2 separate regions of the Mus musculus genome follow, and region 1 is linked to region 2. A link is a loop called in an ENCODE intact Hi-C map of the cell type or tissue named here. Cell type or tissue: left cerebral cortex. All regions are shown on one strand. Each heading gives the region's core, and the rest is flanking DNA. Links, peaks and the distances in the headings are about the cores only. Region 1 overlaps Ppm1f (protein phosphatase 1F (PP2C domain containing)). Region 2 overlaps Mapk1 (mitogen-activated protein kinase 1).

Region 1 (4,392 bases), core at 173-4,172, 120 kb before region 2:
GATGCCAAATGGAGGTGAAAGTGCCCTCAGGCTGAGCCCCCCTGGTGCTCTTCAGATAAGCATGTGCATTCCTCAGCTTGTAGGTTCACCCCTCCGTCCCTGTCCTGCACCTACATGGCTGCCCTCATGTATCTATGTCTGTGTTTACACCTTTCACAAGCCAGTCGTACTGAAGCAGGCATCCATCCTACTCCAGCCATAATCTCATCTTTCTTAGTGCTATCCACAGTAAACCAACTTACAAGAGCTCCCATCTGAGACAGTAACCTCAGCATATAAAATGGGGGATACAGTTCAGCACTTAACATGCCCTGCTCCCAGGGGTTACCAGCTTGAGCATCAGGGATCCAAGCTTCAAGGATACCTTTCCAACACATCCCAGCAAATGCCGTGCCCCTGGTGTTGTGTAAATATCCATTCCGGGTCCCTGAAGACAGAGATCACCTGCTTGTGATGACACCAAGAGGAAGGTATGAGCCATCATCTCCATCTTCAAGGTGGAGGATGCCAGGAGCTGCTCCAGCCCCGCCTCTCACATCTTCTTCCTAGGAACGCTCCCCCATCGTTTGCTGTGGCTGTGACCCACGAGGCAATTTCCCAGCTGCTGCAGACAGACCTTTCTGAATTTAAGAGGTTGCCTGAACAAGAGGAGGAGGAGGAAGAGGAGGAAGAAGAGAAAGCCCTCGTGACCTGTAAGTTCCACTCATATGGCTCTGGGATTGTTTAACAAGTGACAAACTCAGATTGACACTAAAGGTCAGTGCCAGCGTGCCATCAGGACAGCAGTGTTGGAGTTCAGCAAGAGCACGATGTGGCATAGAAAACCTGCAATGGACTGAGCAGCACGTGGGTCAAAGGCGGCCAGTGAGACGGTGGCCCACCTTTGTGCTGTCTTGATGGTGCTTCAGAGCACATAGAAATGAGTGGTGCCTGTCCTGCCTTACACACGAGAAGTGCAAGGTGTTGGTTCACAGCCACACAGCCAACCTCACCTGTACTCACTGTCCCCCTTGGCTAACACGAGGCCCTTAGCAGAGTGGCACATCCACCTCGGGGAGGGGGCAACTGTTGTCTAGGTCCCCTGCCTTGACTTACCTTAGTTGGGATCATTAGATGTCAGTGATCCCAATCATGAGGTGACGAAGATGGACATTTCGTGTCCACTGGCTACAGCCATCAGTGAGTTGAGCCCTACAGTGGTACACCAAACCAAAGGAACCCAGGAACAGAACGGGGAGCAAACGCCAAGAGGCCCCAAGACCACTTGACAGAGCGTTTGTTTATAAAATCCAGGCTCTTTTTCTGCATGACTCTCTTTCCTCCTATTTTGCTGCAGTACCAGAAGTATTAGGAGGGAAGTGGTGGCTGCAGGTATGCACACAGGATGTGGGCCGAGTTTCCAGGCAGTAGAGGGAGCCTCTCTTTGCCCAGCTTTAGGCCATGTGTAGAAGGACAAAGAACACTGTAGGAGAAAAAAGAAACCTACTTCAGCCTTAGCACTTGCGCCTACCAGCCACTCTCCTCACCCCCCATTTCTGGCCCCTTCCGCAGCTCCCTGCCAGCCTTCAAGCCAGCATGGCCTTGCCCCCTGCCTAGGAGACAACTATCCATAAAGACAGGCGGCCATTGTTCTCTATAAAGCCAGCAGACAATCCAGTCTGGCAGCAGCTGCCGCCAAGGCCCATCCTTACCCCTCCAGCTAGGAGACAGTATCACCTGCTGGTGGGAAGGAGAATTGCAGCCGGCAAACCAGGCCTTAAACCCAGGCGTCTGGAGAAGGGATGTGCCTTCCCCGCCTTCCCTGCCTGTCCCAGAGCTGCCATGCAAGCCTAGGCTTGTAGCCTTGCGCACTGTTGCAAGTCTGTTGTTGGCACGCTGTTCTTGCCAGCTGTCTCAGCACATTCTTTGAGGCTTATTGCCCCAGGCAGAAATGTGACTAAGGCACCTCCATGCCCACCTACCAGCACTTCCCTGTGATTGTTGTGAAGATAGACCTCCCGGGCAGTTCCTAAGGCTCAAGACTATAGCCCTTGGCCAGAAAATCAGGGTAGGACTCCAAGAGCCTGAGGCTGAGCATTACCGTAGGGCTTGCCATCTTCATTTTTAATTGCCCATTCTTCCTCTTGAGCAAAATTCAAGTCTAAACCTATTGCTGGAAATAGCAGTGTAACCAAAGGCTAAAAAGAGACAGCCCAGGCCTAGAGGCCCAGCCTTGCTCAACGTTCCCTCCATACCAGCAGTCTCCAGGAGCAAGGAGACCACAACAGCTCTCCAGGTAGTCATGGAGTCTACCTGTGTACAGAGGAGGAAATGAAAGACATGAGAAGTAATGTGGTTAGGGATGGGCTTAGACACAGGAAACTTGAGTTCTTCAGGGTCCCATTTAGAGCTGTGGTCCCTAGGCTGGGCCTAACAAAGTCAGTTCTCCAGCTCCTCAGCCTCCACTCCCACAGCTGCTGCTAATAGTCCCCAGCATGATGGCTGCAGCAGACTAGATGGCCTGCCCCCAAGCAGGCTTGTTAGACTTACCCTTCTCCCTGCTCATTGCTTTCCTCCCATGCCTCCCTCCAGCCTCTTCCACTCCTCCCGTTTCTTCCATGGCCATACTTCTGACTAAGCACACTTCTCCCAGTTCTCCTTGTTCCTCTGCTGTGGCCTTTGATACTTGAACCCTCTGGTTGGGGGTTGGGAAATTGGGGTGGGACTTTTGTTATTGATGTTCTAGTTTTTTCTACCTTTTACATGTACATGTACATTATTTTGAAATAATAAGTATGCATGCAGTGAATTATGAGAAATAACAGAGATATCCCGACTATATATACACGACCCCGTTTTCCTCCTAGGAACATCATAGAAAACTATAACAGTATGTCACACACAAGATCTGAATATGGTCAGACACAAGCCAGCTTCCTTATTGCAAGGATTCTACATGTAACCTTCCACAGGCCACTAACTCTCCTTCCCTGCTGTAGCCAGTCCTTAACTCCCAACGGTGACTAGTTTTCATCATTTCAAAAAGGCCTATCACTGGAATCGCACGGCCGACAGTTGGGGTTAGTGTCTTCCACTTGGTGTGATTCTCTGAAGATGGACCTGGCCACTTCACTCAGTTCTCCTGGACCCTTACCCAAGGCTCAGCTAGCTGCTGAGCCATTTATAGATTGGAAGCTGGACAGATCACAGATTTGGGATATTACAGATGTAGCTGGTATGATTCATGCACTGTTCTTATGGGAACAGCCCTCATTCTTCTAGGATTCATGCCCAAGAGTACAGTTTTTGGCTTAGAGGATAGTTGTATGTTTAGTTGTGAAAGTTATTTCTAGGAGCAGCTTAAGTCAGAACAGGCCAGAATTCACTTACTCCCCTGCCATTGGACCTGTCATATTTCTAATTAATGGACAATTACCAGACACTTTGGTCGCTGGCAGCAGACTTTCTTGCATACTTCATAGGTCGGTGTGCCGAGCTGAGTGTGCCTGGGAAGTGAGGTGCTTGACTAGTGGGCCCCGTGTAGGCTGCTGGGAGGAACATTTAAAACCTGGGGACATGGCAGGAAAGGAGTATATAGGAAAGTAGCTAAGCCTAAACTGCGTGGCTTTACTTTTTGGTTAACAACTCTCCATCATGCCCATCAGTACTAGATGCCAAAGGCCTGGCACGGAGCTTCTTCAACTGCCTTTGGAAAGTATGTAGCCAGTGGCAGAAGCAGGTGCCGTTGACTGCCCAGGCCCCTCAGTGGCAGTGGCTGGTCTCTATCCATGCCATCCGGAACACACGACGCAAGATGGAGGACCGACACGTGTCCCTTCCTGCTTTCAACCATCTCTTCGGCTTGTCTGTGAGTGTTGCACCTGCAGAGCCCAGGACAAGTGGTGTAGGGAGCTGGGGGGAGGGGTGGAGTGTCAAAGGTGGGGAGCCATGAGTGCTTTGAGAGCTGCCCACCAAAGCTAAGCCTGGGGAAATACTGACAGGCTGCTGTCTTAGGGCTGAGTACAAGGCAGTCTTCAAAGAGTACCACCGTTGGGGAGCCTGAGAGGCTAACTCATAACACCAACACCTCTGGGCCAAGCTTCCAGGCACATTGCTTTCCACAGCCAAAAACTAAACTAAGACAACAGTTGGCCTGTTTTTATATAAAGAGACTAGATGCTAGGTTCAGACTTGAATTGCTGAGCCTCCAACAGCAGATACTTCCTGATGCATCTTACCTTAGGTTATGTCTGCAGTATCCAGGAGGAGCTGGTGGAATTGGGGCTCCAAGGGCTGTCCTTTCCCAAGTCGCCCTGTGCACTTGAGCCAGTTTGACTTGTCTGATGGTAAGGGCTGTGTCGGTCCTTCCAGACCCTACCTGCCTTGGGTCTGTTTTGTTGTTTAATAGGGTAC
Region 2 (4,392 bases), core at 85-4,084:
TAGGCCTCAATTTTCTTATGTATAAAACAATCTGGATTCTAAGATCCCATGACTAAAACTCTCATATATTTTGAAGATCTTTCCATATCAGAAGCTATTACAGTATTCTTTTATGGGGATTCCTTATAAGCATCCTTATCTAGCCTCATAGTGGACATGAAAGCACACATGAGTTGTATTTATTGTTTTTAACAAGCCATTTCTTTTTTTTTTTTTTAAAGATTTATTTATTTATTATATGTAAGTACACTGTAGCTGTCTTCAGACACTCCAGAAGGAGTCAGATCTCGTTACAGATGGTTGTGAGCCACCATGTGGTTGCTGGGATTTGAACTCCGGACCTTCGGAAGAGCAGTCGGGTGCTCTTACCCACTGAGCCATCTCACCAGCCCCTTAACAAGCCATTTCAAAACTTAGGACTTGGAATAGCAACCAAATATGTGTTCATAAGTCCATTTGACTGGTTCCACTAGTCAGGGAGGTTTCTGGCTGCCACAGTCTCCAGTAGAGCAGAGCTCACCATAGCTCACTGTGACTTGACTAGGTTTCTGGTGGCAAGAACATTGCAGAAGAAGGCATCAGAAGGTGCAACATCTTGTTAGAGACTAGGTCCAACCACAGTCTGTCACACTCGGTGGGTTAAAAAGTATTCTGTCAGCTGGTGCAAGAAACAGCAAACAGAAATACAATGTTCTCATTAATAGGAACTGCAAGGATTTGTGTTATATTTAATCTCACAGAGTTGTTTGTTTATTTAACAAAAAGTCTTGGGCATTTGTTCTGTACCATCCTGGCTGCTACAACCCTGAACAGAAAATCAACAATAAGAACCTACTTGCAAGGAGCGAATAGCCCCAATTTGTATGAAAATGACCTAAACTGAGTGGATGACATCAGGGAACTCGAGATTTCAATTTTCTAGCTGAAATAGTGGAGATCTAAAGTAAAAATAATGATAATAATAGATAAAGGAACTATTAAATATAAGGAAAGGTACTCATCTTTACAAAATAATAAATCCCAGATAGTCCATAATTACTCTCCTTTCCCCACGTCTTCCCCCTTTTAAAGAAACCCACTTTATTAAAATAGCAGGCATCAAAACCTGTTGTTTGCTTAAGGCTGTGGGAAACAGACCATAACATTACATGGGTTGAGTGTCTTTGAAGGAAAGTTGGGCGTTTTGTCTTGGATATTTTGTCCCAACAACTTATTTTGTTCTTACTTTTCAGTCTGCCAACATTGAGGCTGGATGTAATATTTAATTTGTTTAGCTTTAATTAAGGATGAAATTGAGCTAGTCATGGTAGCAGATGTCATTGATCCCAGCACTCAGAAATCAAAGGCAGGTGGCTTTCTGAGTTTGATGTTAGTCTGGTTTGCAGCCAGGCTACACAGAGATACCCTGTCTCAGGATAGAGGGGGTTATATTTAGTATTTTTTACATATTTGTTCAAAGTTTTATAATGCTGAATTTTTTAGCCAGTAATACTTGCAGTTATTTTTTTGGTTTTATTTTTTTCTTATTTTTTTTTTCCCAAAGCAGTCTTAGGTTAGAATTCTCTCCAAGATGACATCAGTGAGGGGGAAGGAGAGATGGTTGCAGCAGATGGTAGTTAAATCTTTATTTGGAATAAATTTAGTGTAAATTATGCCTCATACATGAAAATGAATTCCAAAAGAATCCGTGATGAAGTACATTTGTTTAACGGTACTCACTGCTAGGCTGGAGAGGTGACTCTGCAGCTTAGAGTGCTTCTTGCTCTTTCAGAGGTCTTGAGTTCAGTTCCCAGCAACCACGTGGTGGCTTCAGCCTTCTATAATATGATCTGATGTCCTCTTCTGGCATTCAGGTGTACACTCATATACACTTTTTTTTTTTTTACAAAGTTCATGATGTAAGCTACAAATATTTCTTCAATAAAACAGTTAATTACTTAACAAAGAAAAACATACGGAGAATGGTCCATATGTACAACAGAAAAGTGCCTAGCGAGATACAGACTGGAAAGTACAGGTTGGTTTTCCAGTTAGGGTAGTGTTGATGACTGTTTGTATAAGAGTGATTGAAGGCTGGAGAGATGACTCAACATTTAACACTCTGCAAGAGTACCTAGGTTCAGTTCCCAGTATCTTTGTGGTGTCCCTTGTGACCTCAACAAGTATGAAGCCCACCCTTGGTGCACAAACAAACATACATGGAAGCAAATACACATATAATAAAATTAATCTTTTTTTTTTCCTTTAAAAAATAATTGAGGTCTATTGTGACCTCTCAGTAAAGTACTTGATTAAAGTAAAGGACCTCAATTCAGATTTCTCCAACCATGTAAAACCAGTCACAGCACAGGAAAGCTATAATCCCCACTTTCCTGTGATTGAACTTTGGAGGTGGAGACAGGAAAAATCCCCAGAAATTGGTTGGTCAGCTAACCTAATGTATATAGAGATGAACAGAAGACCCTGTCTGCTGGGCAGTGGTGGCACACGCCTTTAATCCCAGCACTTGGGAGGCAGAGACAGGCGGATTTCTGAGTTCGAGGCCAGCCTGGTTTACAAAGTGAGGTCCAGGACAGCCAGGGCTATACAGAGAAACCCTGTCTCGAAAAAAAAAAGAAGACCCTGTCTTTTAAACAGGTGTAAAAAGAGGGCTGACACCCAAGGTTATACACCAGTACTTGTGTCAACCTTAGTACACAGCTGTGTATACCTGCACTCACACCACACTGGAGGGGTGTGATTGAAACAGCAAGTGGGAAGGAAAGGTTTGACATGGAAACTGGAGGCAGAAATGACTGGCACAACTTCGTGGTGCTGAAGCACTGGTGATTATGACCGTCATTACTAAGATGACAAGTCTGATTGGGTGGTGGCAGTGCACTTGAAGTCTCCACCTCAGGTGCAGATGGATCGCTGTGACTTTGAGGACAGCCAGGGCTATGCAGAGAAACCCTGTCATAAAAAAATAAAATAAATAAAAAATAAAACCACGCAGGTTTATGCGGCACCAGCACCAATCTTTAGGGCTCCTTCCACTACCATAATTTCACACTTGAAAATGTTGCCAGGGGCTGGAGAGATGGCTCAGTGGGTAAGAGCACCCGACTGCTCTTCCGAAGGTCCGGAATTCAAATCCCAGCAACCACATGGTGGCTCACAACCATCCGTAACGAGATCTGACTCCCTCTTCTGGAGTGTCTGAAGACAGCTACAGTGTACTTACATATAATCAATAAATAAATCTTTTTTTAAAAAAAAGAAAAAAAGAAAATGTTGCCAGGAGCAAGGAAGTGTACTTTTGACAAAATAGCAAGAGTTATCCTAAACTTAATACAAGTCTTGGATATTCTGTGTGATAAAATGAGACATCTAAAGTGTTCTTGAAGAAAAGTACTTAGGCACTTACTGGAGCTGTGAGCTGAATTAGCTGCCTTTTAAAATAGATCCATGGAGGTGGTTTTGAGGCAGTCTTGGTATCTTTGAACTTGATTCTTCTGTATCAGCTTTCCAAGCAGCATAACTTGAGCGAATCGTGAAGAAGGAGTTATGAGAGCTGACAGTTTGAGGAGCACTATTACTGTCACAGTTTATAGAATTAGATTTGTTTTCTTTAAATGGCCCCGTCCAGAAACTCAAGTTGAAGCTGCAGCATTGATCTAAGGTGAGAATTTAACTGAACAGGTAAAATGGACCTGAAAAACTATGGCAGCTGGTTGGCATGCCCAGATCTGGCTAGGGCAAGGATAGATAGGGCAAGAGAATGGGAGTTGGCTGGCTATGTATGTATGTATAACCTTTTAAAGTACTAGAAGATGTGGGATTCTGAGAAGGTACCCACAATCCTAGTCGGATATAATCTCAGCTTCCTTAGGATATCCAGTGTTTTATGGGAAATAAACTGGGGGGAAAATGTACACACAGATGGCCACAATTCAACTGAGCAGTAGCTGCAGATCTCTGGTGAGGGGAGTTGGGCTTTGTACTTGTGGTATCAGCACTTAGCAGCAGATTCCCATTTTTCTCCTTTTGTCCTTTGGTAGATGTGAATATGGAGAAACCATGTGTATGGTAAAGGGACCTGAGATTTAGTTACTTTTAAAGTAGGGAAAGCATTATATTTTGAAATTTTTACTTGGTTGTTTAAGGACCTACTAGACTTTAACTGGAGGGAATATGTATCTTAGAAATGCTTTAGCTGCAAACTGTCTGTCTTGAAGAGCCTTTCTGAAAGCCAACAAGTTTGAACTGACTGTAAGTATCCCACAGACTTACAATTAGTGCTGTCGGAAGAATTGGTTCCAGTCTCCCAGGCATTTCTGCTGCACAGTTGATGTCCTGACTGGGTAGAGGCTTTACTTTAGGCAGGGATTTTATTATGCTCTGTAAGGGTTT

Evidence for each region. Hi-C counts contacts between places; a loop is a spot of excess contacts. Peaks named below come from ENCODE experiments on the same cell type or tissue, not always from the same donor. Only the 100,000 strongest peaks of a DNase experiment are listed, where the experiment ranks them.
Region 1: it touches region 2 in a loop (1.9-fold over the local background); 6 of 42 quality-filtered maps call a loop at or near these places.

What each region holds. Positions count from the first base shown.
Region 1 is chr16:16,910,390-16,914,781 of GRCm38, forward strand. Ppm1f (protein phosphatase 1F (PP2C domain containing)) reads left to right here. Exons shown (of 8, transcript NM_176833.4): 3 at 550-692; 4 at 3,645-3,847. Among named protein-coding and RNA genes, the nearest start is that of Ppm1f, 16 kb to the left of the region's middle. In left cerebral cortex, for the core only: a CTCF peak has its summit at 1,728; DNase peaks (open chromatin) are centred at 1,749, 2,494 and 3,238; H3K27ac peaks cover 3,552 bases.
Region 2 is chr16:17,028,828-17,033,219 of GRCm38, forward strand. All of the region lies in intron 6 of Mapk1 (mitogen-activated protein kinase 1), which reads left to right. Among named protein-coding and RNA genes, the nearest start is that of Ypel1, 39 kb to the right of the region's middle. In left cerebral cortex, for the core only: no CTCF peak of the experiment used is centred there; a DNase peak (open chromatin) is centred at 1,626; H3K27ac peaks cover 1,722 bases.